3 separate regions of the Homo sapiens genome follow, and regions 2 and 3 are each linked to region 1. Evidence: chromatin loops called from intact Hi-C (ENCODE). Cell type or tissue: MCF 10A. All regions are shown on one strand. Each heading gives the region's core, and the rest is flanking DNA. Links, peaks and the distances in the headings are about the cores only. Region 1 overlaps CEP85L (centrosomal protein 85L). Region 2 overlaps CEP85L (centrosomal protein 85L). Region 3 overlaps SLC35F1 (solute carrier family 35 member F1).

The links. A loop is a pair of places that touch in the nucleus more often than their neighbours do. Peaks named below come from ENCODE experiments on the same cell type or tissue, not always from the same donor. Only the 100,000 strongest peaks of a DNase experiment are listed, where the experiment ranks them.
Region 2: it touches region 1 in a loop (6-fold over the local background); 5 of 110 quality-filtered maps call a loop at or near these places.
Region 3: a loop joins it to region 1, with 13 times the contacts of the local background. A loop is called at or near these places in 8 of 110 quality-filtered maps.

The regions. Positions count from the first base shown.
Region 1 is chr6:118,504,240-118,514,533 of GRCh38, forward strand. CEP85L (centrosomal protein 85L) reads right to left here. Exons shown (of 13, transcript NM_001042475.3): 5 at 7,059-7,176. Among named protein-coding and RNA genes, the nearest start is that of PLN, 39 kb to the right of the region's middle. In MCF 10A, for the core only: a CTCF peak has its summit at 4,950 (motif pointing left); no DNase peak of the experiment used is centred there.
Region 2 is chr6:118,612,843-118,623,136 of GRCh38, forward strand. All of the region lies in intron 2 of CEP85L (centrosomal protein 85L), which reads right to left. Among named protein-coding and RNA genes, the nearest start is that of CEP85L, 34 kb to the right of the region's middle. In MCF 10A, for the core only: a CTCF peak has its summit at 6,113; a DNase peak (open chromatin) is centred at 6,109.
Region 3 is chr6:117,970,803-117,981,096 of GRCh38, forward strand. All of the region lies in intron 1 of SLC35F1 (solute carrier family 35 member F1), which reads left to right. Among named protein-coding and RNA genes, the nearest start is that of SLC35F1, 69 kb to the left of the region's middle. In MCF 10A, for the core only: a CTCF peak has its summit at 5,411 (motif pointing right); a DNase peak (open chromatin) is centred at 5,429.

The DNA.
Region 1 (10,294 bases), core at 1,446-9,445:
TGGTTTATGCCTGTAGTCCCAGCTACTTAGGAGGCTGAGGCAGGAAAATCGCTTGAACCCAGTATGCGGAGGTTGCAGTGAGCCGAAACCGCATCACTGCACTCCAGCCTCGGCAACAGAGGGAGACTCTGTCTCAAAAAAAGAAAAAAAAAAATCATACCTACATAATGAAGCTTACATTTAAAAAAAAATAATAATACTAGGTCTACAGAACTTCTAGACAGCTGAATATGTGGAAGTTCCCTCCTGAAGGGTGGCACCCCTGGAGATGGCATGGGATCTCCACATTCCTTATCTCATACCTTCCCCTATGCATCTCTTCAATCTGGCTGTTCATCTGTATCTTTTCTAATATCCTTTATAACAAATGGGTTAAGTGTAAGTAAAAAGCTTCTGAGTTTCAGCAAGTTAATCAAACCCAGGGAGGGAGTTATGTGAACTCTGATTTATAGCCAGTTGGTAAGAAGCATTTGGGACTTGAAATTGGCATCTGAAGTGGAGGGCAGTCTTGTGGTAGTGAGTCCTCAGTCTGTGGGTTCTGACGCTATCTCTACACATACAGTGTCAGGATTAAATTAGAAGACAGACACCCAGATGGTGTCTGCTGAAGAATATGCAGAACTGACTGCCTGGTGTGTAGGGAAACAAATACCATACATGTGGTGCAGAAGTACTGTGCTGAGTGGAGAGTAGAGTGGGAAAAATGCATCTTTGGTTTTTCCTATATCACTACAGCGGCTTTACTCATAATTGCCAAAACTTGGAAATTATCAAGATGCCCTTCAGTAGGTGAAGGCTGTGCATGTGTGGGGATATGGAGGATATGGGAAATCTTGGTACTTCCCATTTAATTTTGTAGTCAGCCTAAAACTGCTCTAAAAAATAAAATTCATAAATTTTCAAAAAGTTATCACAGGTGGGGCCAGGCGCGGTGGCTCACACCTGTAATCCCAGCACTTTGGCGGGACTAAGGCAGGCAGATCATGAAGTCAGGAGTTCAAGACCAGCCTGGCCAACATGTTGAAACCCCGTCTCTAATAAAAATACAAAAATTAGCTGTGTGTGGTGACACGCGCCTGTAATCCCAGCTACTCAGGAGGCTGAGGCAGGAGAATTGCTTGAACCCAGGAGGCGGAGGTTGCAGTGAGCCAAGATCACGTCACTGTACTCAAAAAAAAAAAAAAAAAAAAAAAAAAAAAGTTAACACAGATGCTTCTACTATAATACAAATATATGCATTCCTGGAAAACCACTGGAAAATCATGCACTAAACTGTGATATACCCAGAAAGCGGAACATTATTCAGTAATAAAGAAAAATGAACTATCAAGCCATGAAAAGATATAGAGGAAACTTAAATGCATACTACTAAGTGAAAGAAGCCAGTTTAAAAAGAAATGGTTTGAATAGTATGTACTATATGATTCCAATTACATAACATTCTGGGAAAGGCAAAACTATAGAGACCATAACAAGTTCAGTGGTTGCTAGGGGTCCAATGGGTTGAACAGGCAGAGCACAGAAAATTTCTAGGGCAGTGAAACTACTCTGCATGATACGATAATGGTGGATACATGTCATTACTAATTTGTCAAAACCCTTAGATTGCACAACACCAGGAGTGATCCTAATATAAACTATTGGTTTTTGAGTGTTAATGGTGTGTCAATATAGGTTCACTAATTATAAATAATGTACCCTAAGGTACAAAACATTGATAGTGGGGGAGGTTGAGCACGTGTGAAGATATGGAGGATATGGGAGATCTTGGTACTTCCCATTCAATTTTGTAGTAAATGTAAAACTGCTCTAAAAAGTAAAGTTAATAAATTTTTAAAAAGTTAACACAGGTGCTTCTACTATAATGCAATATAGACATTCCTGGAAAATCATGCACTAAAAATAATAGGGCGTATGGAACGAATAGGATTAAAAACACTCAATTCAAACTGATGCAATTTTAACTAGTGCACTAACAAAAACAGTGACTCAGGAGATAACTTGGACAGTCTGAACAGGTGGTCACAGTGATATTTTAAAACCACATACACACACAGTCAAAATGCTGGCGGTACTTTAATTAGAGGTCTGGTGAGTGTTCAGATGATATAGGTGGACTCTGTGATATAGGGCTTGCCGTGCAGGTGGAGTAGGAGGGAGCATAACCTGGCGTGAACTGAAAGTCTATAAAGAAGGAAGTGCACTTCTCAAGGAAGAGCACCCAAAGGGCAGGTACTCTTTTACAATTTTCTTATGTAAGTTGGAAAAAGCTTCTGCTAATGTAGTAGGTAACCCTAAGCCTTTTGCTTTGCTGGCCAAATATTTTAATTTTATTCACCATATTCTAACTCCCCTTGCCTGGGGAGTTGGTGGGGGAAAGCACTTATGAACCAATCTAGAAAACTAAGCAGACATCATTCTCCTATTTACCAATTGTGTATGAGCAAATTTGCACCATAGAAATGTGTTTTGTAGCAAGACAAGCTGTAGTTGAAACTCTATGTGAACTTAATCATATAGAAAAACAAAAATCTGAGGTCAGATGTTTTAATTTCTACATTTAGTAACATCTTTTCAACCTTTATCTGCCTTCTCTGACTTTTATACAACGGTTCCCTTTCTATGGAAAAACACTTGCTTGCTTTCCTTTCTAGAACAACTCCCTCAGGCTCCTTCACAAGTTGTGCTCTTCTGCTACCTTCTAAAATGCTGCTGTTTCCTGTTTCTAGTTCTGGATCCCATTTTCCTCTCATTGCACAAATCCTCCCTTGGAATACCTGATCATGCCCAAGGCTTTAATAACCACCCACCTAGACTGACAACACCTAAATCTCTTATCTCTGGCTCAGACCTGCACCCACAAATATTACCCTCATTCTTCACTCAACCCCAAATTTACAATGTGTAAGTTTAACTCACTATTTTTCTCCTCTAAACAGATCCTTAACATAGTAATCTCTATAAACCAATCAATTGTTGCTGTATGAAATTAGGCAATCATTCTCTCACCACATTAAATATGTCATTAAATCTGGCCCATTTTACCATGGCTTGGTCATACAGATGTTTAATCAACAGTCTTCTTCTCATTCTGACCACTACAGATAAAATTCAAATGTTCACATAACTTTTGGACTATTGAGACAGCTTCCTGACTGGTTTCCCTGCCTCCAATAACATCTACCTTAAATCCAATCTCTATTATGCCATCAGAGTAACCAAACTAGGATACTTTGGAGGTGAAAGATGGCACTATTAATAAATTTATAAGCACAGCAGGCATAAACTGGGCCAGCCCTAAGCAAACCTTTACACCTCAGGTCATTGATATCACTCGGCCCTTGCTTACCTCTTCAACCACATATCTACCACTACCTTTCTCTCACATTACATTTCATCCACACAGAATAATTTGTAGTTTTCCAAATGCATTATATTTCTCATCATTCCTTTAAGCTTCTCCATATGCCATACACTATGCCTCAAAACACTATTCCTTCACCCCCTTCACCTGGCTCAATTCATTTAGTTCATCAGGTTCTCAAACTAGATTATCACTTCCTACAGGAAGCCTGGCCAGGCTTTTGGAAGATTAGCTTCTATGTTCATAGCTGGGGTTCCCACAGCACTTCATACATAAACCCTGTGCGAATCAACACACTGCAACTATCTCTTGTCTGTGTTCTCCATTAGACTACACATTCCTTGAGGGCAAAACCAGCTTCATTCACATTTCTATTGCTACAGCATAAATGGAACCTTATCCATAGTTAAGATAAACAATTTTTAAGGAAATGGATAAATATATTTTTTGGTATACTCTCTCTGTAGGGTTTAAGTTCCATAAAGGCAGAAACCATTCTTTGCTTTTGTGTTCCCAGAATTTAACACATTAGATGTTTAATGTTTTGTTGAGGAGGCTCATTTGCAAAGGTGGGATTCATTTTATTAAATGTTCATTAGTACAGACTTGGTGGTGGAAACAAACCAATTGAAGAAAAAATAGAAAAAAATGATATAAATGGAAAGAAAAAGAATAAAATGGAAAGAAAAGAAATGATGCAACAATGAAACTTAATAATAGTAACTATTATTTGGTTGATCTTTCCAAGGTACACATATATACAGAAAGAAGAGACCTCTTTCTTCTCCAATTTAAGTAAAGAAAAAGGGTCCTTCATATTTGGTTTATTCCACAAAGTCCTGTTAACCACAGATGGAAATTTAGGTATAAATGGAAATACAAACTATTCCTTGGCTCTACCAATCTACCATTAGAACTATCCAGAAAGTTTGGATTTTAGAATAAAGACATGGTTCTCATTCTCTACCTATGAGACTGAGTGATATCTACTTCTAAGGTCATCTTAATTGTAAGGTTAGTCAAATTTTTAATAAGAAAATAGAAGTTACTTATTAAGAGTATGTTTTCCATCTATAAATTCATTTAAAAATGTTACTTTTATTTTACTGACTTATTTACTCTAGAATACACATTAATTTCAATAATTATTATTAAAAGCATAATTTTCTTTGTCTAGTGTCTATAGAATTAGGATGAATATGTTATGGATCAGAAAAATGTACCTATACAAAATGCTATGCATAAAAAATTACATCATTCAAAGATCCAAAGTTAAAAAAATCCTTCGCTAAAGAAATATTTTATTACTCTATCTGCTGTTTCTTCTAACCCTCACCATTTTATTGGCTCTCTGTATCTATCCATTGATAGAAGTTTATCTTATATATTTATCATACCCATTTAGTATTAAGATTTTCCTTGTATTCTCTTTTACAAATTGCTCTCATCTTTTAAAATCAGATTTCTCAATAATATTTCAATTCCTCACATACTTCAAAATCCTACTAATATTTTTAACAACCCCTTTTACATATCCTTCCAAATACTAATATTTTTATTTGTCCTTGCACGCTGGCTTGGAGAGCCCTCTACTGGCCTGATGCTGTGTCAAAAGAACATTTGCTTCATCCTTCAGATACCTATTTTTTACATGCTTTCGATAATATGATAATTATATAATTAAAGCCTTTATTCCGAATGACAGAATGTTAAAGAGAAATTGAACAATTCTACTAAAATGCTGTTACCAAAGCAAGATACACTACTTCCATAGTATAGAAATACCATTTTCAAATAACTGTACATTATTCTCAGTACTCATTATAAAGCCTTGCTATCATGTGACAGAAGTCCAAGATGAGACCAAATTATAACATGATGTATTCATAACTAAAGTATAAAAGGCAAGTTGGAGTCTCTATGTTAAATGCCTCTGGCCTCAAGAAAATCTGATAGTTATTTTCTCATCAATATTTCCTGATTTTAATATACCAATGTCTCTAGTATTTATAAATATCACATTTGAAGATATGATGAAGGAAACAATTCCACTTAACTTAAAATCTAGGAATAAAGGCCGTAATGAAGAGAACAACAATAACAACATCCACAAATAGAAGTATATACCACCACAAAGTTATCAGGCCTCACTTTAGATCCCAATAAGTACGCCAACAGTCTTTTTCTTTGGGAAATAAACCAATATAAAGTTTATATAAAAATAAACATGCAAACAAGTTTTAAAGGAAGCTCTTTTTAAAACTGAGTAATAATTAAGGAAAGTAGCCATTCCAGTCATATAAATTTTGTTAACGGGCCTCATAGACTCTATATCTGTGTTCCAATTAGACTATACTCTCCTTATGGGCAAAATTAACCTCATTTACATTTCTATTCATATGGCGTAGACACTGTCTTACCTACAGTGAATACAAATAAATTTAGAAGGAATAGACAAACTTGTTTTCCTATATGGTCTCTCCCTCTGTAAGTTTTGAGATCCATGAAAGCAGGAACTATTTTTCACTTTTGTGACATCAGAATTTAACACAGTGGATGTTATGTCACTGTTTGGTTAAATAGGCTCATTTGTAAAGGTGAGATTCATTTATAAAATACTCATTAGAATCAGACCTCATTGTAGAAAAAATTACATAGAGGAAAAGGAAATAATAATATAAACAAAATATTGAGACAAAATTGGAAAATTTATTTTCAAATTAAATTATAGACAAAAAGCTAATTTCCTTTATATATACAGGGCTCCAAAAAACAATAAGCAAAAACCTACAACCTAACATAAAAAATGATCAAAGGATATGAAAAGAAATGTGAATGGGCCCTTAAATTTATAAAAAGAAATATAACATCACTCTTAAGAGAAATACATATTAAAACCATATGACCATAAGGAGATAAATCTCCCCTTTCTTTTATATAGACCTACTAGAAGGGCAAAAATCCAAGTTTAATAACACACTCTGTTAGCATGGCTGGGAGTTGGGGAGTGGGACGGTGAGAGTTCTTATACACTGCTCTCCTAAAGAGCAATTTGACAGTATCAGTAAAAATCACAAACTCAATACCTAGAAATTTCACTTCTGGAAATGTAACTTACAAGAATATCTGCATATGAGCAAAACAGTATTTATAAAAGGTTATTCTTTACAGCATCATTTACAATAACCCTAAACTGAAAACAACTCAAATTTTGATGAGTAGGGGGCAGGTAGAATAAATTATGCTATCTCCATAAAACAGAAGATCGTGTAACTGCAAAAGCAAGGGAAAGGGGTGTTATCTAGGTAATGATAGAGAAATAATCACTGTGTGTTATATAATTGTATATAACATTTAAAAAAAAGCAAGGTGCCAGATAATGTACATATTCTTATATTTTTTTAAATGCAGAAGAAGGATAAAACACACTTATATCTGCTTGTGATATGCATCAACTCTGGAAGGGATACACCAGAAACTGACAACAGTAGTTCCTGTATGTGTGTGGAGAGGGGTGTGCAATCTGGACAGATGGAAGGCTGTAGTTGGACACTCTTTGCCACACATATAAATAAATATAAATCATGTGAATACATTATTAAGTTGATTTAAAATGTCCTTATATTACAAGGTAAGTATATTATTAACACAAGCTTTACTACTAAAACAGCTACAAAATCCTCTGTAATCTTACCTGCAAACTAGCCACATAAGAATCCTCACAATTTACATAATGTCCTAACATGGCATGTTGAGCCCGTAATTCATTATCCCTTATCCTCTCATGCAGGTGGGTAATTTGTTGCTTCTGCCTGCAAAACATAAATTAAGGTCACATTATGAGTTATAATTTTCTAATAGTTAGAAGAACCTTAAGGAGCTTATTCCTCTTAGATTCCTTTAATATTCCTCTTAGATTCTAACAGTCACACCTTGCTTTCTTCAACAACTCATAGCTTGCTTTAAGCAAGTTATTTAATTTCTGTAAATATGTATGCTTAGAAATTTTAAAACTGTTTTGTGCCAGGCATGATGCTAAGAGCTTTGTATGCAGTATCTCTCATCTTCAAAAATTTATTAACTCTCATGATGAAGTTTTGAAGGAGAGAGCTTTTAAAGAATAATAAAGATAGTATGAGTAAACAAATAGCTTGATGTTTTCCAAAATTACTTACAAAGTAACTTTTGGAACAAGTAAGTTGTATGTTTCAGGTTGCATCAAAAGACCTTGTTCTACTCAGGATGATTTCTAAAATTTGCTAACCTTTAAGAAAATCCACATATAAAACATTAAATAGGAGATAAGTCAGGAGAGATTCGTCATATAACACTTTTCAAATAATTTAAAGCTTTACAAGAAAGAAAAAAAAAAAAACCCTTCCTTTTCCAGCCAAGGTGCAGTAGCAGGCAGGGACTAGTTTTGCCCTCATGCCTGAAACAATTTTTTAAAAAAGACAAAATATAGGAAGTGAAGACTCTCAAGGCATTGGGCCACCAGGCAATTAAGAACAGTAATCTCTTAGAGATAGGTAACTAATGAGGTGGGCCCTATGACTGACTGCACTTCCTGCTGAGAGAGTTTTCAAGCCCCAGCACAGGAATGGTGGTCTCCCTGAATTGAAGACACAAAGCTGAGAATCTGGAGAAACCAAGGCAGCTGTAGTTAGTTCACAGTACTCGATAACCCTTGGGCACTCGGTTGAATACTAATTAATACAGGCATGAGGAAGCTACCGACGGTGTGTGTAGAGTGGAAGGGCAACCAAAAAAAATATTACAGGGAACAGTGCTTCAGGGTGCCTTGGAATTACTGGCTATTCCCAACTGCCAGAATAAAAAGCTTCATGATTCCCAGGGCATCAGCAATTCTCAACTGGGGACAGTTTTGAAACCAGTTAACATTTAGCAACATCCAGAGACATTTTCAATTTTCACAACTGGGGCAGAATGTTACTGGCATCTAGTGAGCAGAAGCCAGAGATGCTACTAAATGTCTACAATGAACAGGATAGCCACCCTCAATAGTGAATTATCTGATCCAAAAAAAATCAACAGTGCTGAGGCTGAGAAACCCAGGGTTTGTAAGATGAGTCTTGTCTCAGTGGGGAAAAAATAACCCTTGATAAAACAGCTCTAATGCCACCTAACAAAACTTAAAAGCAAGTACAAAAACTGCTTCCTAGAATAAAGTTCAGGAATACAAAAATGTAATATCAAAAACAAGTTAAAATTCATAATGCCTGGCATCAAAAAATTATTGGGAGTACAAAAAAAGCAGAAAAAATGTAACTCATAATAATAAGAAAATCCAATCAACTGAAAGTGAGCTAGAACTGACAGAGATGTTAAAATAGACAAGGATAGTAAATCAGTTATTATAACTATTCATATGCTTAAGTTAGAAGAATGAACGAACATGTTAAGAGGAGACATACATGACAAACAACACACTGAATGGTGATTAAAACATTAGACATTACAGCACAAAAGTACAGTAAATTTAAAAACAGCAATAGAAACTATCTAAAAAGAAACACTAGAGAAAAAAGGACAAAGAAATAAAACAAAAAAGCTCATAGTATCAGTGAGCCGCGAGATTATAAGAGGCCAAATACATGTACAATTGGAATCTCTAAAGAGGAGGTAAGAAGGTGGCAGGGGGTGGGAGTAGGGGACAGAAAAAAAATATTTGTGTATAACAGGCCAAAATTTTACCAAATCTGATGAGAACTATACACCCATAGGTTCAGGAAGCCCAGTGAACCCCAAATAAAAGTAACATGAAGAAATCTAAGACAAGGTACATCTAAATCAAATAGATTACAGTGATAAAATCTTAATAGCAACCAGAGGGAAAAAAGATAAATCCATTCAAGGAGACAAAGATGAAGAGGATGGCAAATTTCTCAACTGAAATAATGCAATCAATAAGACAATGAAGTACTTTAAGTACTAAAATTTAAAAGCTCTCAACCTAAAATTTTTGACATGAGAAAAAATTTGAAAACAACACAAAAAGCATACAAAAAAAACCTGTTAACCTATAATACTTCACCCACAGAAAATATTTTTTTAAAGGTTAAATAAAGATCTTTTTTGGAAACTTAAAAGCTGAAAGAATTGATCACCCCAGACTTCAACTACAAAAAAAATGATAAAGGAACACCTTGAGGTAAAAGAACAATATACCAGATGAAAACCTGAATTTACACAAAAGAAAGAAGAATACCAGAAATGATAAACACATGGGCAAATAAATACATAAGATATTTTTCTTATTATTTAAATCTCATTAAAAGATCATAAATTGTTTGAGGCAAAAAAAAATTTATATCCACGTTGTATAACCTTTGTAGATGTAGAATGTATGACAAAACAGCTCAAAGGCTAGAAGAGAAAAAAATGGAACTATGCTTTATAAGATTCTTACATTATACATAAAATAGTATAGTATTACTTGAAGATAGACTGCTATACTTTAAAATATATTATAAACTCTAAAGCAATCATTATAACAATAGAGGTATAGCTAACATGCCAATAAAGAGATAACAGGAATTGTAAAAAAATATTCAACTAATTCAAGAGAAGGCAAAGGGGAACAAAGATCAGATGGGACAATAAGAAAACAAATAGCAATGCCAGGCACAGTGGCTCACATCTGTAATCCTAGCACTTTGGGAGGCTGAGGCAGGTGGATCACTTGAGGTCCGGAGTTCAAGACCAGCCTGGCCAGCATGGTGAAACCCCATCTCCACTAAAAATACAAAAATTAGCTGGTCATGGTGATGCATGCCTGTAGTCCCAGCTACCTGGGAGGCTGAGGCAGGAGAATGGCTTGAACCTGGGAGGCAGAGGTTGCAGTGAGCTGAGATCGTGCCATTGCACTTCAGCCTGGGAGACAGAGCAAGACACTGTCTCAAAAAAAAA
Region 2 (10,294 bases), core at 1,371-9,370, 110 kb after region 1:
AGATGGTTCTTTGTAGAGATCAGTAAAATCAACAAACTGCTACCAAAACTGAAAAACAAGGCAGGAAGACACAAATTAACAATAACTGAAATGAGGCCAGGTGTGGTGGCTCACACCTGTAATCCCAGCACTTTGGGAGGTCGAGGCGGGCGGATCGCCTGAAGTCAGGAGTTTGAGACCAGCCTGACCAACATGGAGAAATCCCCTCTACTAAAAATACAAAAATTAGCCAGGAGTGGTGGGCCTGTAATCCCAGCTACTCAGGAGGCTGAGGCAAGAGAATCGCTTAACCCGGCGGGCAGAGGTTGCAGTGAGCCGAGATCGCGCCACTGTACTCCAGCCTGGGCAACAAGAGCAAAACTCCGTCTCGAAAAAAAGAAAGAAAAACAATAACTGAAATGAAACAGGAGACATCACCACATAGCCTGCAGACATCTAACAAATAATAAGAGAATGTTATAAACAATTCTACACACATAAACTTGATAATTTAGGTGAAATCAACCACTTCCTCTAAAAAACAAATGCAACGCATCCAATTTGAAACAGATAATTTGAATTACTTTATAACTATTAAGGAAATCGAATTCATAATTTTAAAATTTCAAAAATTAAAAATCTCTGGGCCCACTGGCCAGGTGCAGTGGCTCACGCCTGTAATCCTAGTACTTTGTGGGGCCAAGGCGGGTGGATCACCTGAGGTCAGGAGTTCAAGACCAGCCTGGTCAACATGGCAAAATCCTCTCTCTACTAAAACTACAAAGATTAGCCCGGCGTGGTGGCACACACCTATAATCCCAGCTACTCGGGAGGCTGAGGAAGGAGAATCGCTTGAACCCAGGAGTTGGAGGTTGTGGTGACCCGAGATCGCACCACTGCACTCCAGCCTGGGCAACAAGAGCAAATCTGTGTCTCAAAAAAAAAAAAAAAATTCTGGGCCCAGAGTGTTTCACTGAAAATTCTACCAAATGTATAAAAAAGAATCAGCACCATTCTATACAATCTCTTCCAAAAAATAAGAGAGAACATTTCCCCATTCATTTATAAAGGTATTATAGTATTAACCCTGATATCCAGAGAGTACCTGAGAAAAAAACTACAGGACAATATTCCTTATCGATACACGAAAACAATCCTTAACAAACTATAAACAAAATTCAGCAATATATAAAAAGAATTATATACCATGACCAAGTGGCGCTTATTCCAGGGATAAAAAGTTCGTTAAACATTTTTTAAATCAAGTAATAAAATGCACCACCATATCAACAAACTAAAGAAGAAAATCATAAATCAATTCATTGAGGAAAAAAAATTGACAACATCTAATACCTATTCATGATAAAAACCCTCTGCAAACTAGGAATAAGAAGTGCCCTCAAATTGATAAATGGTATCTACAAAAACCTACAGCTAACAGCTATACTACTGCTACTTAATAGTGAAAAGACTGAATGCTATATCTGTGTAATCAGAAACAAGGCAAGGATATCCACTTCTACTACTCATAAACATTGTGCTAGATTCTTCTAGTCACTGCAGTAAGTCAAGAGAAGAAAACAAAAGGCACACAAATCAGAAAGAAAAAACTCCTTATTTATAGACAATGTGATTGTCTACATTCAAAATTCCAAGGTATCTACCAAAACAAACTCTTAGAACTAATGCGTGAGTTCAGCAAGGTAACAAATACAAGATAAATATACAAAAAGCAAATGTGGCCGGGCGCAGTGGCTCACACCTGTAATCCCAGCACTTTGGGAGGCTGAGGCAGGTGGATCACCTGAGGTCAGGAGTTCAAGGACAGCCTGACCAACATGGAGAAACCCCGTCTCTATTGAAAATAAAAAAATTAGCTGGTGGTGGCACATGCCTGTAATCCCAGCTACTCGGGAGGCTGAGGCAGGAGAATTGCTTGGACCCCGGAGGTGGAGGTTGCAGTGAGCCAAGATCGTGCCATTGCACTCCAGCCTGGGCAACAAGAACAAAACTCCATCATTCATTCATAGACAGACAGACAGACAGATAGATAGATAGATAGATAGATAGATAGATAGATAGATAGATTTTTTTAAAAGCAAATGTATTTCTATATTATAAATGTATTTCTAAACTTATTTCTGTGTTCTATGTCTTAAAACTTGAAAATACAATATAATTTACAATCACTCCAAAAACATAAAATATTAAGTGTAAATCTAACAACATATGCATAGAAAATATTAAAAACTATACAACGCTGATGAGCAAAATAAAAAATCTAAATAAATGAAGAACATACCATGTTCATAGACTGGAAAACTCACCAAGAAAAGATGTTATTTCTCCCCAATCTGATAGCTAAACAACAAAATTCCTATCAAATTCCTAGGAAGACTTTTTTTGTATTCTTTTTTGTGCAAACACAATTTTTAAGAGTTTTACTTACAGTAGCTTGATTATTCTAAGCTTATTTTTCTCTTTCTTCCTTTTTTTAACCAAATACCCAGACTTCAATATTCTAAGCTTATACAGAAAGGAAAAGAAACTAGAAGAGCTAAAACAATTTGAAAAACAAAACAGTACACATAATAACTCTACCCAAAAAGTAAATGGGAAAAAAAAAAACCTCAGTCTATGTCTCACACTGTGCAATAAGGATTAATTAACTCAGCAAAAGTCTGGGTTTCCCACACCGTGCACGTTCCGAGAAAGATTTGGCCCTTGCCCAGCTCCTAGGAAGTAACCTCTAAGCCCTTGGAATGTCCAGCCTAGTAAGAAAGTCTTTCTTTACCTGGGGGTTTTAGGCCACTCCATATAGTCTATGCTAATAATGTGATTAATGGTGGGGGCCTTGGACCAAATGGTATCAGCTTGAGGGCTGCAGACGGAGGTCATCCATGAGGGCAGTCAACCACACCTACATACCGACCTACCAAAAAACCCTGGACACCAGGGCTCAGCTGAGCTTACCCAGTTTTCAATATTCCACATGTTCTCATACATCACTGCTAGAAGAAACAAACTGTGCACATGACTTCGCAGTGATAGAACGACTATAAATTTGGGTCTGGTGTCTCCTGGACCCTGTCCTTTGCTTCTTTTTCCATCACTGATTTAAATCTGTATCCTTTAGCTGTAACAAACCATAGCCGTAAGTATAACAACTTTAAGTTCTGTGATTCTTTATGAGAATCACTGAGTCTAGGAGAAGCCTTGGGGACTCCTAAACACACATATATAAAAAATTAACTCAAAATGGATCACAAATATAATAATAAAATATTTAAGAAAAAAATGAGAAAATATCTTCAAGATGTAGAACCAGGCAAAGAGTTCTTAAACTTGACATAAAAAGCACAAACCATAAAGGGAAAAAACCAGTACAGTGAATTTCAAATTTTAAAACTTGTGCTCTATGAGGCCAGATGTGGTGGGTCATGCCTGTAATCCCAACACTTAGAGAGGCAGAGGCTGGAGGATCACTTGAGCCCAGGAGTTCAAGACCAACCTGGACAACATAATAGGACCCTGTCCTTACAAAAAACAAAAACAAAAACAAAAGCCAGGAATGGTGGTACAAGCCTGTAACCAAAGCTACTTGGGAGGCTGAAGCAGAAGGATCACTTGAGACCATGATAGAAGGATCACAGTGAGCCATGATAGCACAACTGCACGCCAGCCTGGGTGACAGAGTGAGACTATCTTCAAAACAATGAAAAAAAAAAAACAGGGAGTATGGGAGGGAACCTGTGCTCTGTGGCCAGGTATGACGGTATGCACCACTACACTACAGCCTGGGCAACACTGCAGGACCCTGTCTTTAAAAAAAAAAAAAAAAAAGTCCAGGTGCAGTGGCTCATGCCTGTAATCCCAGCACTTTGGGAGGCTGAGGCAGGTGGATCACAAGGTCAGGAGTTCGAGACCAGCCTGGCCAACATGGTGAAACGCTGTCTCTAGTAAAAATACAAAAATTAGCCAGGCGTGGTGGCGTGCACCTGTAATCCCAGCTACTCAGGAGGCTGAGGCAGGAGAATCACTTGAACCCGGGAGGCGGAGCTTGCAGTGAACCATGATAGTGCCACTGCACTCCAGCCTGGGCAAGAGAGCGAGACTCTGTGTCAAAAAAAAAAAAAGGCTGAGGTAGGAGGGGATCACTTGAGCCCAGGAGTTCAAGACCAGCCTGGGCAATGTAGCAAGCTCCAGTCTCTAAAAAATAAAAATAAAAAAAATTTTAAAAATAGTAAAACCTTGCGCTTTGCAGGAGATACAATTAAAAGTGAGAGGTGATGCCAGCTGGGCTTCCTGGGTCGAGTAGGGGCTTGGAAAGCTGTAAAACTCACTCATTTCCTGCATCAGGGATTACTTCGGTTCTGGATAAATAATATTGAGGTATAATATATGCTTAAAATATTCCTAACACCAGGATTTACTTATATGTTTTCTTCCCCAAGAAAGCTATAAACAGCGAGAATTTTAGGTGTAAGTTTTCCTGTGTGCCCTCCCCCGAAACCAGAGTTAAAGAAAAGATTAACTGCCCATTTTTCTGTGATCAGTGGGCCTTATCTATCCTCCCAATTCCTTGTAAACACTGTTTGTAAGTTCTATAAGATCCTGCTTTTTTGCTGTGCAGCTGCAAGGCCATAAATCAGGTAAGCGTAAGTCGCAATTTCAGTTTTTCTCAAAATCTAAAGCATGTCACAAAATAATTTACTGCCTTTGTTTCTCGCTCCTGTACTGGAACATACTTCCCGCCTCACATATCTCCCGCCTTAAAGAGTTTAAAAGGCAATCACCCGAGCTAGCAGTGGCAACCCATTCGGGACCCCTTCCATGCTGTGGAAGCTTTGTACTTTCGCTCTGCTCAATAAAACCTACAGCTCATTCTCTCTCTTGGTCCAAGTATCTGTCACTCGCCATGGTCAGCCGCCACACCAATTCTTTGGCGTGGCTAGGCAAAGAACCTTGGGTGTTACATCTTAGTGAGCCAGCCAGGAGACTCCAGGAAGAGCATCCCAACTGCCACGCAGTGAGTACCCTCGGACCTCTTTTGCTTGCTATTCTGTCCCATCCTTCCTTAGAATTCGGAGGCTAAACACTGGGCACCTGTCAGCCAGTTAAAGGCGATTAGCAAGACCACTGGACTAAAAACACGAGTGTCAGCCTGGGAAAGGGCTCTCTGACAATCCCTGACCCTTTGGAGTTGGGAGCACTGGTTTGCCCGGAACCAGTTTTAAGTCTTTCACTTTCTGTAGTGGTCCCGAAGTACACCCGGGAGTGCTCAGCAAATGTCATGGTCTCCCAGATATCCAGGTTGAGACCATGGCCCCACCAGAGGCTCCCACAGCATGGGTTACTAAGCGTGAGACAGCCACATCTTCTGACTCCTGCGTCCTGGGTTCAAATAACTGCCGGTTAGATTTCTTTCCTCACCTGGTAAGCAAGATTATTCCCACTAGACAGGACCAAGAATCCCTATTTAGGAGACTTAAGTTTTTAAGGTGGTGTTCAGAAGTTCCTTGTTGATGGTGCCCTCTGGAATTTAGGCAGGTGTTGCCATCTGATGGCCACTTTGAAAGGCCAGTTCCCCACCATCGTGTATGGTCTCCCACATCAGGACAATTTGAAGACAGATCTGTAATTTTCATGTGGATGGTAGAGGCCCTAGGACATTTTCTTCATTGTTCCCCAGATGAATTTCCTTTTTTTGGTGCCTCTCAAGTATAATCTGTGGTGTATGGGTACGGCCCTTAGAGCAGTTGAATTGCTTTTTCAACCATTCAATCATGGATATTGGAAGAAAGAAAATATAGTCAATTGAGACACGGGATACTGGTACCACCTTAAGATGGGGGCTTACTCCTTTGATGGAAAGTGGGGACAAAAGGCTAGAGTGCAGCAGTTGTTCTCTCAGCCCTGGCCTAGAGGACATCAACCATCCCCTTTGAGCTTACTAAGCCTCCTGTCACTAATTCAGAGATTCCTCCTTGAAGGGCAGTTTTATGGCCAGGCCCACGTAAATTGGGCCTTGACATGCAAGCATCAGTGGTGCCCCCGACCCAGGCCTTGCCACCCCAGAACAGATAGGACGCGTTGGCAAAGGGACCACAATAAATCCAACAGTCCTCATGCCCCATCTAGTGGTCAATGGGTGCACGGCAGAGGGCAAGGATGATTTCCATTCTGCCGGTAAGCGTGGTTAAATCTGGTAAATGGAAGGCTCAAGGACGATCATGCGCTCCGAGCACAATTGGACTGGACCCTTGGGGGATGCCCTAAGGGGAAGATGAGTCCCTAAGACTAACCAGGGGTGCGGGCATACCTGTGTTTAAAATTCCAGTTGGGCACCACGCCTTCAAAACTGGACACTCCCTTGAGATGTATCCTGAATAACTGGGACAAGTTCGACCCTGAGACCTTAAAAAAGAAGCGACTGATTGTCTTCTGTACCAATGCCTGGCCACAGTACTCCTTACAAAATGGAGAAACTTGGCCCCCTGAGGGAAGTATTAATTATAACACCATTCTACAACTAGATCTTTTCTGTAAACGGGAAGGTAAATGGAGTGAAATCCCTTATGTACAGGCTTTCTTTGCCCTTCGTGACAATACTGCTCTATGCCAAGCCTGCAAGATTTGCCCAAATGACAAAAACCCACAATTGCCTCCATACTCAGGGCCTCCTTCCTTAGCCCCACTCTCTTCCCTCACTGACTCTCCTCCATCCAGCCCCACCAAAGTGTTAGAGGCACACCGAAAAGAAAACGTAAACTCCGCGAACCAGGCGCCCAAACTAAGTCCCTTACAAGCAGTAGGAGGAGAATTTAGGCCCACCCATGTGCATGTCTCTTTCTCACTCTCAGATTTAAAACAAATAAAGGCAGATACAGGGAAATTCTCGGATGATCCCAATAACTATATAGATGTCTTACAAGGGTTAGGACAGTCCTTTGATCTAGCATGGAGGGGCATCATGTTGCTCCTTGATCAGACCTTAAGTCCTACTGAAAAGGAGGGAGCTTTAGCGGCAGCCCAGCAATTTAGGGATTTATGGTATCTCAGCCAGGTAAACAGATCAAATGGCCCCAGAGGAGAAGGAAAAATTCCCCCACAGGGCAACAGGAGGTCACCGCTGTAGACCCTCATTGGGATACTGACTCAGATCATGAAGATTGGAGCCGCAGGCATTTGCTAACTTGTATCTTGGAAGGGTTAAGAAGAAGTAGGAAGAAGCCTATGAACTACTCAATGCTATCCACAATTACACAGGGAAAAGAAGAAAACCCCTCAGCTTTTCTAGAAAGGGTATGGGAGGCTCTAAGAAAGTATACCTCCCTAACTCCGGATTCCCTGGAAGGCCAACTTATTCTAAAGGATAAATTTATCACCCAATCAGCGGCCAATATTAGGAGAAAACTCCAAAAGTCTGCCTTAGGCCCAGAACAAAATTTGGAGGCATTATTAAACCTGGTGACCTTGGTGTTCTATAAAATGGACCGAGAGGAACAGGCCAAAAGGGAAAAGCAAGATAAGAGAAAGACCGCAGCCTTGGTCATGGCTCTCAGACAAGCAAACATTGGAGGTTCAGAAAGGACAAAAAATGGAGCAGGACAATCACCTGGTAGGGCTTGTGATCACTGTGGTTTGCAAAGACACTTTAAAAAAGATTGTCCAACAAAAAACAAACTGCCCCCTTGCCCACGTCCAATATGCCAAGGAAACCATTGGAAGGCATGCTGCCCCAGATGATGAAGGCTCTCTGGGCCAGAAGCCCCCAGCCAGATGATTCAGCAAGAGGACTGAGGGTGCCTGGGGCAAGCGCCAGCTCATATCACCCTCACAGAGCCCCGGGTAAGCTCAACCATTAAGAACCAGGAAATCGATTTCCTCCTGGACACCAGCACGGTCTTCTCAGTGTTAATCTCCTGCCCTAGACAGTTATCCTCAAGATCCATTACCATCCAAGGAATCCTAGGACAGCCTGTAACCAGGTATTTCTCCCACCTCCTCAGCTGCAACTGGGAGACCTTGCTCTTTTCACGTCTTTCTTATCATGCCTGAAAGTCCCACACCCTTATTAAGGAGGGACATATTATCCAAAGCTGGAGCTATTAACTACACGAATACGGGGGACAAATTACCCATTTGTTGTCCCTTACTTGAGGAGGGAATCGACCCTGAAGTCTGGGCAATGGAAGGACAATTCGGTAGGGCAAAAAATGCCTGTCCAGTTCAAATTAGGCTAAAAGACCCCACCACTTTTCCTTATCAAAGGCAATATCCCCTATGGCCTGAAGCTCATAAAGGACCAGAGGATATTATTAGGCATTTAAAAGCTCAAGGCTTAGTGAGAAAATGGGACAGTCCCTGCAACACCCCAATCCTACGAGTACAAAAACCAAATGGTCAGTGGAGACCAGTGCAAGACCTCAGAATCATCAATGAGGCAGTAATTCCTTTATATGCTGCTGTACCCAACCCCTAAGCCCCGCTCTCTCAGATACCAGAGGAAGCAGAACGGTTCACTGTTCTGGACCTCAAGGATGCCTTCTCCTGCATTCCCCAGCACACTGACTCCCAGTTCCTCTTTGCCTTTGAGGATCCTACAGACCACACATCCCGACTTTCGTGGATGGTCCTGCCCCAGGGGTTTAGGGATAGCCCTCATCTGTTTGGTCAGGCACTGGCCCAAGACCTAGGCCAATTCTCAAGTCCAGGCACTCTAGTCCTCCAATACGCAGATGACTTACTTTGGGCTACCAGTTTGGAAGCCTCACATCAACAGACTACTCTAGATCTCTTGAATTTTCTAGCTAATCGAGGGTACAAGGTATTTAAGTCAGAGGCCCAGCTCTGCCAACAACAAATTAAATATCTAGGCTTAAACCTAGCCGAAAGAACTAGGGCCCTCAGCAAAGAACAAATTGAGCCTATACTGGCTTATCCTCGCCCTAAGACATTGAAACAGTTGCAGGGATTCCTTGGAATCGCCGGCTTTTGCCAACTGTGAATCCCTGGATACAGTGAGAAGGCCAAGCCACTCTATATTCTGATAAAGGAGACCCAGAGGGCAAATAACTCATCTAGTAGAATGGGAATCAGAGGCGGAAACAGCCTTCAAAACTTTATAACAGACCCTAGTACATGCTCCAGCCCTAAGCCTTCCCACGGGACAAAATTTATCTTTATATGTCACAGAGAGACCAGGAATAGCTCTTGGAGTTCTAAGTCAGACCCGTGGGATAGCCCTACAACCAGGGGCATACCTAAGTAAGGAAACTAATGTAGTAGCAAAAGGCTGGCCTCACTGTTTATGGGTGGTTGCAGCAGCGGCCATCTTAGTATCAGAGACTATCAAAATAATACAAGGAAAGGATCTCACTGTCTGGACTACTCATGATGTAAGTGGCATATTAAATGCTAAAGGAAGTTTGTGGCTCTCAGATAACCACCTACTCAAATACCAGGCACTAATCCTTGAAGGATCAGTGTTTCAAATATGCACATGTGCAGCCCTCAACTCTGCCACTTTTCTCCCAGAGGATGGGGAGCCAATTGAGCATAACTGCCACCAAATTATTGCCCAGACTTATGCCGCCTGGGAGGATCTCTTAGAAGTTCCTTTAACTAACCCTGACCTTAACCTGTATACTGATAGAAGTTCATTTAGGTACAAAGGGCAGGCTATGCCATAGTTAGCAATGCAACAGTACTTGAGAGTAAGCCTCTTCCCCCAGGGACCAGCACCCAGTTAGCAGAACTCGTGGCACTTACCTGAGCCTTAGAACTGGGAGAAGGAAAAAGAATAAATGTGTATACAGATAGCAGATATGCTTATCTAGTTCTACATGCCCATGCTGCAATATGGAAAGAGAGGGAGTTTATAACCTCTCAGGGGACACCCATTAAGTACCACAAGGAAATCATGAAATTACTGCACGCAGTGCAGAAACCCAAGAAGGCGGCAGTCTTACACTGCCGGGGTCATCAAAAAGATGAAGGAGAAGCAGCAGAAGGAAACTGCCGAGGAGATGCTGAGGCCAAAACTGCTGCTAAGCAGGACTTCCCTTTAGAAGTGCCCATGGAAGGACCCTTAGTATGGAGCAACCCCCTCCAGGAGGTTAAGCCCCAGTATTCCCCAAGCGAAACAGAATGGGGACTCTCATGGGGGCATAGTTTTCTCCCCTCAGGGTGGTTAGCGACAGAAGAGGGAAAGGTGCTCATACCTGAAGCCAGCCAGTGGAAAATACTTAAGACCCTCCAACAAACCTTTCATACAGGTTTTGAAAGTACCCGTAAGATGGCCAAATCCCTA
Region 3 (10,294 bases), core at 1,256-9,255, 530 kb before region 1:
AAGACTCGCCCCTATGTTTCAATTAGTTCCTACTGGGTCCCTTTCACGACATGTAGGGATTATGGGAACTACAACTCAAGATTAGATTTTGGTGGGGACACAGCCAAATCTTATTATTCTGCTTCTGCTCCCTCCCAAATCTCATGTCCTCACATTTCAGAACACAACCATGCCTTCTCAATAGTCTCCCAAAGTATTAACTTATTCCATCATTAATCCAAAAGTCCAATTCCAAAACCTTATCTGAGATAAGGCAAGTACCCTCCACCTACGCGCCTGTAAAATCAAAAGCAAGTTAGTTACTTCCTAGATACAATGGAGGTACAGGCATTGGGTAAATACACCCATTCCAAGTGGGAGAAATTGGCCAAAACAAAGGGGCTACAGGCCTCGTGCAAGTCCGAAATCCAATAGGGCAGTCATTAAACCTTCAAGTTCCAAAATAATCTCATTTGACTCCATGTCTCATATCCAGGTCATGCTGATGCAAGAGGTGGGTTCCCATGGCCTTGGGCAGCTCTGCCCTTGTGGCTTTGCAGGGTACAGCCCCCCTCCCAGCTGCTTTCACAGGCTGTTGTTGAGTGTCTGTGGCCTTTCCAGGTGCACAGTGCAAGCTGTCACTGGATCACAGTTCTGGCATCTGGAGGATGGTGGCTCTCTTCTCACAGCTCCACTAAGCAGTGCCCCAGTAGGGACTCTGTGTGGGGACTCCAACCCAACATTTCCCTTCTGCACTGCCCTAGCAGAGGCTCTCCATGAGGGGTCCACCCCTGCAGTAAGCTTCTGCCTGGACATCCAGTCATTTCCATACATCCTCTGAAATCTAAGTGAAGGTTCCCAAACCTCAGTTCTTGACTTGTATGCACCTGCAGGCCCAATGCCACATGTAAACCACCAAGGCTTGGAGCTTGCACCCTCTGAAGCAACAGCCTGACCTGTACATTGGCCCCTTTTAGCCCTGGCTAGAGCTATAGCAGCTGGGACACAGGGCACCATGTCTGGGGCTACATAGAGGACAGGGGCCCTGGGCCTGGCCCAGGAAACCATTTTTCCCTCCTAGGCCTCCAGGCCTGTGATGGATGGAAGGGCTTGCTGTGAAGGTCTCTGATATGCCCTGGAGACATTTTCCCTATTGTCTTGGTGATTAACATTTGGCTCTTCATTACTTTTGCAAATTTCTCCAGCTGGCTTGAATTTCTCCCCAGAAAAAGGGTTTTTCTTTTATATCATCATCAGGGTGCAAATTTTCCAAACTTTCATGCTCTGCTTCCTTTTGAATACTTTGCTGCTTAGAAATTTCTTCTGCCAGATACTTTAAGTCATCCCTCTCAAGTTTGAGTTTTCACAGATCTCTAAGGTAGGGTCAAAATGCCACCAGTCTCTTTGCATTGCAAGAGTGAGCTTTACTCTAGTTCCCAACAAACTCCACATCTCCTTATGAGACCACCTCAGCCTGGACTTGATTGTCCATATCACTATCAGCATTTTGGTCAAAGCCATTCAACAAGTCTCTAGGAAGTTCCAAATTTTCCCACATTTTCTTTTGTTTTTCTGAGCCCTCCAAGTGGTTACAACCTCTGCCTGTTACCCATTTCCAAAGTTACTTCTGCATTTTTGGGTATGTTTACAGCAGTGCCCCCACTCTGCAGTACCAATTTACCATATTAGTCTGTTCTCATGCTGCTAATAAAGACATACCTAAGACTGGGTTATTTATAAAGAAAAAGAGATTTAATGGACTCACAGTTCCACATAGCTAGGGAGGCCTCACAATCATGGCAGAAGGCGAAGGAGGAGCAAAGACACATCTTACATGGTGGCAGGCAAGAGCGTGTACAGGGGAACTGCCCTTTATAAAACCATCAGATCTCATAAGACTTATTCACTATCACAAGAACAGCATGGGAAAAACCTGCCCCCATGAGTCAGTTACCTCCCACTGGGTCCCTCCCATGACATGTGAGGATTATGGAAACTACAATTCAAGATGAAGTTTGGGTGGGGACACAGCCAAATCATATCAGCCACCCATACCTAGATCCCCATTATAAAATTAGGGATACTTCTGTTTTTCTTCATAGGCAAGTACCTAGATGCTACAATTTAATAAGTTTACAAGCATTATGATAAATGTTAAAATTGTGGAATTTTAAAAAATACAGTTGGATGAAAGAGTTTGGCTGGTGTTTTATCTGTTACAGTATCTGTTAGGACTACTATAACAAAATCCCACAGACTAGGAGGCTTAAACAATAGAAATTTATTTTTTTCACAATATCTCACAGGAGGCTGGAAGTCCAAGATCAAGGTGTCAGTGGCAGGTTTGGTATCTTCCAAAGCCTCTCTCCTTGGCTTGCAGATGGCCACCTTCTTGCTGTGCTTTCACATGGCTTTTTCTCTGTACCTATGTGTCCCTAGTCTCTCTCTTCTTATAAAGACAGCAGTCCTGTTGGATGACGGTCCACCCACATGACCTCATTTTACCTTCTTTAAAGTCCTTATCTCCTAGTACAGTCTCATCCTGAAGTGAACTGGGGGTTAGGACTTCAACATATGGATTTGGGGTTGTAAGGGGACAAAGGACATAATGACTGATTTATGTATTTATTTACTCATCTATTTACCTAAAAATAAGTGTTACTGAAGGTTCGTAGACATTTTTCCTGAGAGCTGGTTTGATGATGATATGCTTTCTGGGTCTCTCCACATTGCAAGGTCAAAACTTGTTTTTAAATTTATTATTATTTTGTTTATTTATTTATTTAATTTTTAATATATATTTTTTTGAGACAAGGTCTTGCTCTGTTGCCCAGGCTGGAATGCAGTCATGCTCATTGCAGCCTAGAACTCCTAGGCTGAAGAGACCCTCCTGCCTCAGCCTTCCCAGTACCTGGGAATATAATCTTGTACCACCATGCCCAGCTGGTCAAAACTTGTTTTATAGAAACTATACTTTAGGATTATGGGTAATATTAGGGCCATTTCTTCACAACTTTTATAACTGTGAATAAGTGAAGGATGACCAGAAGTACCTATCAATTAATTTTTTAGTCCAATAGTCAGAATCCAGGAATTAACAGTAAACTCAAAGTTATGGTTTCTTCCAGCTCTGCCAAGGTAAACTACATCCAGTGAATCTTGACATTGCTTTGGGTTTAGCTCTGTTACATGCAGCTGGTATGCATATCCAGGCCCAGTACCCTGCTGGATGGTGCCAGTTTTACTGGGGAGGTTATATGCAGAGATTCTGCTGGTTTGAATCCTGGCTCTGCCACTTGTCAGCTCTTTGGACAAATTGTTTAATCTCTCTATGCCCCAGTTTCCTCATCCATGAAATAGGAATAATAATAATACATAGGGTTCTTGTTAGAAATAAATTAGTTATGCCATTAAGCACTTAGTACAAGGTCTAGCACTTAGCATATACTTAATCAGTGTTAGGTCTTACTATTTAGGAGCAGGGCATATATGGTTTTAGTCTGAAAAGATACCATTTTATTTCCCCAGACTAGCAATGTTCCAAACATAGCTGTATTTTCACATGATAGATACTCAGTAAATTTTTATTGAATGGATGAATGAATGATATTTGAAAATTTCTTATTCTGCACTGAAGTGAAATTTAATTTGGATTTTGAGTAGCATAAAGTCAAAAATGCCTTTGAACTCTGGAGCACAGCAGGAGGTTGCTTTGATTCTGAAAATCTGGAAAGATTTTTTGGAGTGTCTGAGCTCAACATTAATATAACTTTTTAATGCTGAATCAAAATAAGAGATCTGTGACAGCTATTCTTAAGAATTTTGGTCTAGGACTCATTTACACTCTTTAAAATTATTAAAGACCCAAAGAGCTTTGGTTTCTGTGGGATTATCTCAATTTATATTCATTACATTATAAATTAAAATAGAGGAATTTAAAAATATTTATGACATGTCCAAAGAACAAAAGTAAGCCCATGTGGGTTAATCTAAATAATGCTTTTTAAATTGTGTTTTCCAAAATAAAACAGAAAGTGAGAAGAGTAGCATTGTTTTACATTTTTGCAAATCTCTTTAATGTCTGACTTAATAGAAGACAAGTGGACTCACATATCTGCTTCTGCATCAATCTGTTGCAAAACTTGCATTGTATACTTGTAGGAGAATGAGAGTGATAAAGGCAAATAATGTGTTAGTATGATTATGAAAGTAGTTTTGAAGGTTTGGACTTCTTGAAAGGATCTTAGGGATTTCCCACACCACACTTGGAGAGCCACTGATGTAAGTCAAGTCCATTAGGAATCCATAGCCTCTGAGTTTTGCAATCTCCATTTATCAGCACTAATGAGCTGAACAGATGGAAATGTTTACTTCCTTCCATTGATGTTTAGAAACAAGTTGACTAAAATGATTTTCCAATGTCATTCACTCACCCTTCAGTGCTAATGCCCATCCTCAAATAAATGAGAACATTAAATAGCTAGAAAAAAAGTTTGTTGAAGTTATTTGACAAAAATAAAGAAATTTTGATTAGAGTTAACTGCATTATAAATGCTTAAAGACAATGTGTGGCCTTTCTCAAATTTAGAGTCCGCTAACTGGGAATGCCAATTAAGCTTTGACCTGGGATTGGCTGGCAGCATCCCAGGAAAAGTCTGGCAGTGTTGTTGAAGAATACTATAGGACCTAATGCCTTGAAAATTTTTTTTCATTTTAGTATGATCTCCCTCCCACTTTGATGTTTTAGAATTAATTGTGTATCTTAACCTGTCAATCAGATGTGAAATTACTATAGTAAGGTGTAATTTTAAAAACTCCCAGATTAGAGTGATAGGAGATGTGATTCTCTTATTTATTTATTTATTTTTGTAGACGGGAATCTACTAACCTATGTAAAAGGGAACTTATTCTGTTCTACAAGTGCTCTGTGCTATGCTGAAGTTGTAGTCTGTATTCTAAATAATCTCCAATTTTATTTTGTTCCTGCGCTAACAAGTTGTTTTCATCATTTTTATTTTTCAAGAAATGATTTATGACTCTTTAAGAATTTAGAAAAGTTACTATCTTCTATCATTTCTGAAAGACTTGATCCCTCTTCTGGAAATTCTGCTTTTTACATGTGAGCACAGTACATCGTACTCGCCAAAAGGTAGATTATCACGTCCTCCACTGTGATAACTTCCCACGCAGTGGCAGTAGTACAGAACATTCACGTTGCCTCTCATGAATTTTAAGACAAGCTGTAAATCTATTGAATGTCAGGCACTTTCCCATACAAATGCATTGTATGTTGAAAATCTAAATAATCAGGAATTCTGAGATGATTTTACTTTAAGGAGTGTGATCTTCTTTGTCTAGTGAGCACAATTCTTTGTCTTCCCTCATGGTGAAATAACTGAAGTCCCTTTCAGCTTCAAATGTATTTTAAGGTTTTCATCTCATGCTCACAAGAGGGCGCTAATTCCTATTCATGCCTATAGTGGCAACAAGACATTTACTCAAATCTCTCACCTCCAAGGTAAACCGGAGAAACCCTGGCTGAAAGAAAACTGCTAATTGGCTTTCTTCCTTTTTAGAAGAGTAATTTCAAATTTTACAAATTTTAGGTTGTAAGAAAACAAATAACATAGTTGGATTATGTGGCAAACTCAGTTTTAAGGGAGGAAAATTTGATTTGGGGAGCAAAGATTTTGTTCTTTGTTCAGTTTAATTCCTGTTTATTTTTTACTGTATTATTTAGATGATAAATAAAGAGTTGCAGTACACAAGGTAATCATTAAATATGTAAATATAAATGTTTAAATAAATACCAAGGTATTTATTTATTGCCTTGTACAGGTCTAAGCCTATGCATATTCTTAGATTAATCTATGTTGCTATTTTCCTTGCTATAATAAAAAAAAAGTTCTTTAGCTAAATCTAGTTCTGCTCATTTTCTCCCCTGATTTCAAAAGTAGTACACATTTATTGCAGAATCCTCAGAAAACACAGGCAAAGTATTTAAAGGAAAACAATAATTGCTCCATAATCCTATAAATCATTTAATCACAGTTAACGTTGGGGCATATTTTCTTCCACTGTTTTCATGTATAATTGTAATCATGCTGTATATAGACAGATAAATATAGTTTTGTGTGCTACTTTGAAAATCTTAATATTATATCAATCAAGGATCATTTAAATTAAATTGTTTTAACTGCAATTTTAATGACTGTCCAGTATTCAATTTTAACTATTCTTTTATTAATGAACATTTATACATTTATATGCTTTTCCATTTTCTACACTATTATAAATAAGTGTGATGAATATCTTTGTAAGTCTTTGATGATACATGTGATGATTTCCTTAGGACAGATTCCTAGAAGTGGAATTCCTGGATGAAAGAACATGATTTTTCTTTTTCTTTTTCTTTCTTTCTTTTTTTTTTTTTGAGACGGAGTCTCTCTCCCTCACCCAGGCTGGAGTGCAATGGTGCGATCTCGGCCCACTGCAACCTCTGCCTCCCGGGTTCAAGCGATTCTCCTGCCTCAGCCTCCCAAGGCTTTTGACATATACTGCTGAACTACTTTCTAGAAAGGTTTTTTAAAACCAATTTATACACTAGGAAGGTGTTTGATGCTCACTACCTTAATTAGTGCTAAATATTTTAATTTAAAAAATAGCTAATTTGATACATGAAAATGTTAGCTAAGTATTGATATAATAAGGATTTTTTTGATTCCTAGGGAAGTTAGCTATTTTCTGTGTTCATTGTCCATTTTTTTTCCTTTTTTATAAATTATCTTCTCATGACTTTTTTCCATTTTCCTATGTGGTGTAAAAGATTTTATCTTCTAAAATGAGCTCTTAATAGTGTAAGACTAATATATCTCCATCTGCTATATCTGGGGTATTTCTAGGTTTGTAGTTTGCCATTTACTTGTCTATGGTTTTAAAAATATATGCATTTGAGCAATTTTAAGTTTTTATGTATTTAAATCTATTAAATACTTTTGTGGTTTTGGTCATTGATTTTTCTTTTAATGCATAGGATATTGAGGTAATTCTTTATCAAAATTTTTTAATGATAGGGAAAGATTTTCAGAGGCAGAGGCTTAAATTTTAGCTTCATTTAGTAATGGATTTCCAGAAGAAACAAGCAGTTGGAATAATAAATATTAAGATGAAAAATTATTTTTATGTTAATTTGGGAGTAGATTTAGTTTTTACTTGAATTTTAGGAAGATTGTGCTTCATATTGTACCAAAGTCTTTTCTGATAAACTAATACAAGTATTTATTACAGTCATTTTTTTCAGAGTAAATTATTTTATTTCTTCAGATGTGTTTATCTGAACTGAATTTGATTTCCTCTGCTATTGGACCTATCTTCTCCCTCCAAAGCAGTAAAGTGGTGCCTGATTTTTTCATGCTTTAGAAATGTCCAATAACAGAAATAAGGGCCTATTTTCTCTTTGGTTCCACTTTGAAAGAATATTCCTATGGAAAATAACTCTTCCCCCTCCCCTGGCCCCCACCCTCTCCAGTTTGCAAAGAAAATAAATCTTACCAGATTACCAGTTGTATGGAGTCTGTCACAGAGTCCAGGTCCCCTTTACCACATTTACTTAGTGTTTTTCTTCAGGCTGGATTAGTCGTTCCCTTTTTTGTGGACACCAACACCGTGTCCCTCCCCTTCCTTACATCTTCATCATAATGAGCAACAAGCCATGTGGTCTTAAGTGCTGTTTATCTTCAATACACAGTTACTCACTACAAAAACTTTACTTTTCCCTTCACGTTATTTTCTTCACTGGCCCTTTCCTTTGACTCCTAGCTTGCTTCAGACCTAAGTCAGCTTTCCTCTGGCAGAAACCCTGGTTCCCATTCTGTCTCACTTACACTGTCATTCCCTAGTCTCTCTCTTTGTCTCATTTAAGGCTACCTTGAGCCCCATTTCCTCATCTAGAGTTGTCAGATTTAGCAAATAAAAATACAGGACACCCACTGAATTTGAATTTCAGATACACAAAGAATAATATTTCTGTATAAGCCTGTCCCATTACTTACACTCCAAAATTATTCTTCATGTGTCTGAAATTCCAGTTTAATAAGACATCCCATGTTTTATGTGACAACCCTGCCCTCATCCTGTGGCTCATTTCATGGCTCTTGTTACTTTCCTTTGGGGGCATGTGGAGCTTGCTCTGGTAGCCACAACTCTTGCCTGAACTCTCAATCTGGTCCCTGTCAGGCTTGACCTGTTCCCCGCATGCCTAGTGTTATTAATTCTTTTACACAATGTGAATCCATTTTTCAGCTTAGCCTGTACTACTGTCTGACTCATTTATATGTTAGTAGATGCCTTTGTGGTCAGTTTAGATGGAAAGCTAGCGAAGAGCAGCTCCCCACCACATCCCCCAAACTTACACCTTGCTTGGACATCACCTCCTGTGTCAAAAAAGCTTCAGTTAATTATAATTCCCAAAGTTGGTGGTGGAACAGGGCTCAGGTTGGAGAGCTTTTCTTTGTACAGTCCATAATATCACAACCCTCCGTTACCCCATTGGAAGATTTTCTTATGAGTCAGAGGCTAGTTTCTGGTCCCTTGAATACTGTTAAGATTTAACTGTGGTGTAAAGCAAATATCAGCAGGTATAGCTTAAGGATTGGTTTTGCCTCACGATGTTTTTCCTTTTTCCAACAGAAGTAGACTTCAGATACATTCATTTTACCTAACCTGCATCTAGAAAATATTAATAGTGCTTTTTATTTCACTAACACAGCTTGCTCTCTAGTAATCAGCATACTGGTATGTTCCCAATCCTGCTGTGTTCTGCCTTTACATCAAAAAGAGAAAATCTTGCTTAAAACACTCTTCTTAAAGCACAGAGAGTTAAAATTTTATAATTATGTCTTTCTTTTCTTCTCTGTGGCTCTTAGTCCAAAGTCATGTAAGAGGGTCTGTTGTAGGAGAAAAGAGAAAATCCAGTTCTGCTTCCATAGGATGTGCTGCGCGATCATCAATGTCATTGTTCCTTAACTTGTATCCATGGGATCCAGCTGATGATGTTTTCAATATTGGAGCCTTTTGTTTCCCAGCATGATGGGATGATGGAGCACTTTGTACATCTCATCAGGAGTATCTGATTCATGTTTCTCCTAACTGTGCCAGCAAGAATTACTTATCAGAATTTTTTTCCCTTTACTGTAGTAAAAAGTTGCTGTTAGCACAGTTGTGAAATTTCTTCTACCCGTGTTGAGTTTGAGGCCTCTGATTCTTTTTACTCATCGAATGGGTTTCTGTTTTATATGTTTATGGTAACCATGGAACCTTGTCTAGAGCCTCATGTGTAAGATTGCAGACTCTGTTTGTGAGGTGTTCTCAACATCGTTGATTTTGAGACAATGTGTGAGGGGGGAAACTTCAGAAATCTACATAAGTAAACCTCCCACTGAGGTTTGGGTGATCAGATGGGCTAGACCTCCAAAACCTCTGCTAAATCTGGGATTCCAGGATGCACATCATTAAAGAAATGTAAGGGGTGGCAGGAGGTACAAGCACCCTTGATTGTCTTTGAAGAAAGCCTAATTATTCCCATTTCACAAAGCCCCTGATTACATTGTAGAATTACAAGAATTAGGTTGAACATCCAGTTCTAATGTTGTATATGTTGAGGTGCCTGACTAATTCAAAATACATTTCATTGGAGGATATTACAATTTCTAGAAATGTTACTGGATATAAGATAAAGAGAAAATGGAACAGAAAGGAGTTTCTGTTTTCATTCTCATTTATCAGACAATTATTAGTACCCTATATCCTTGGCACTGTGTTGGCTGTTGGGCTTATAAGGTCTCTGACTTTAGGGAGCTCAAATTTTAAAGTGAATATACACATGAAATAAGTAATCAGAGTACACTGTAGTAAAGACTAACTAGAAATATTTATAAAGTGTCATATGATTACTGAAGAGTCTGTGAAAGAGAATCAATTTTGTGGGGACTATTCGGTTTTTCAAAGGAGGTGACATCTGAGTTAAATCTTGATGAAAGTGGAGGAGTTCAACAGCTAGGCCCAGAGAGCATTTAAGGTAGTGGGAGGGATATTGCAAAAATGTTTAGAGTTATCCTGTGGCAACAGGGAACCCTGGGTGATTGTAAGCAATAAAGTGACATAATCAGTTCTGAATTTTGGGAAAAAAAACCCTCAAAATGTAGGAATACCAGTTAGTGGTCTATGATAAAAGTATGCAGCAGAAGCAGAGGTGGGGAAAGGAGAGGAAGAGATGAGTTTGAGAAAGCTTTGGTTGTAGGGCAAAAGGAGATTCCCT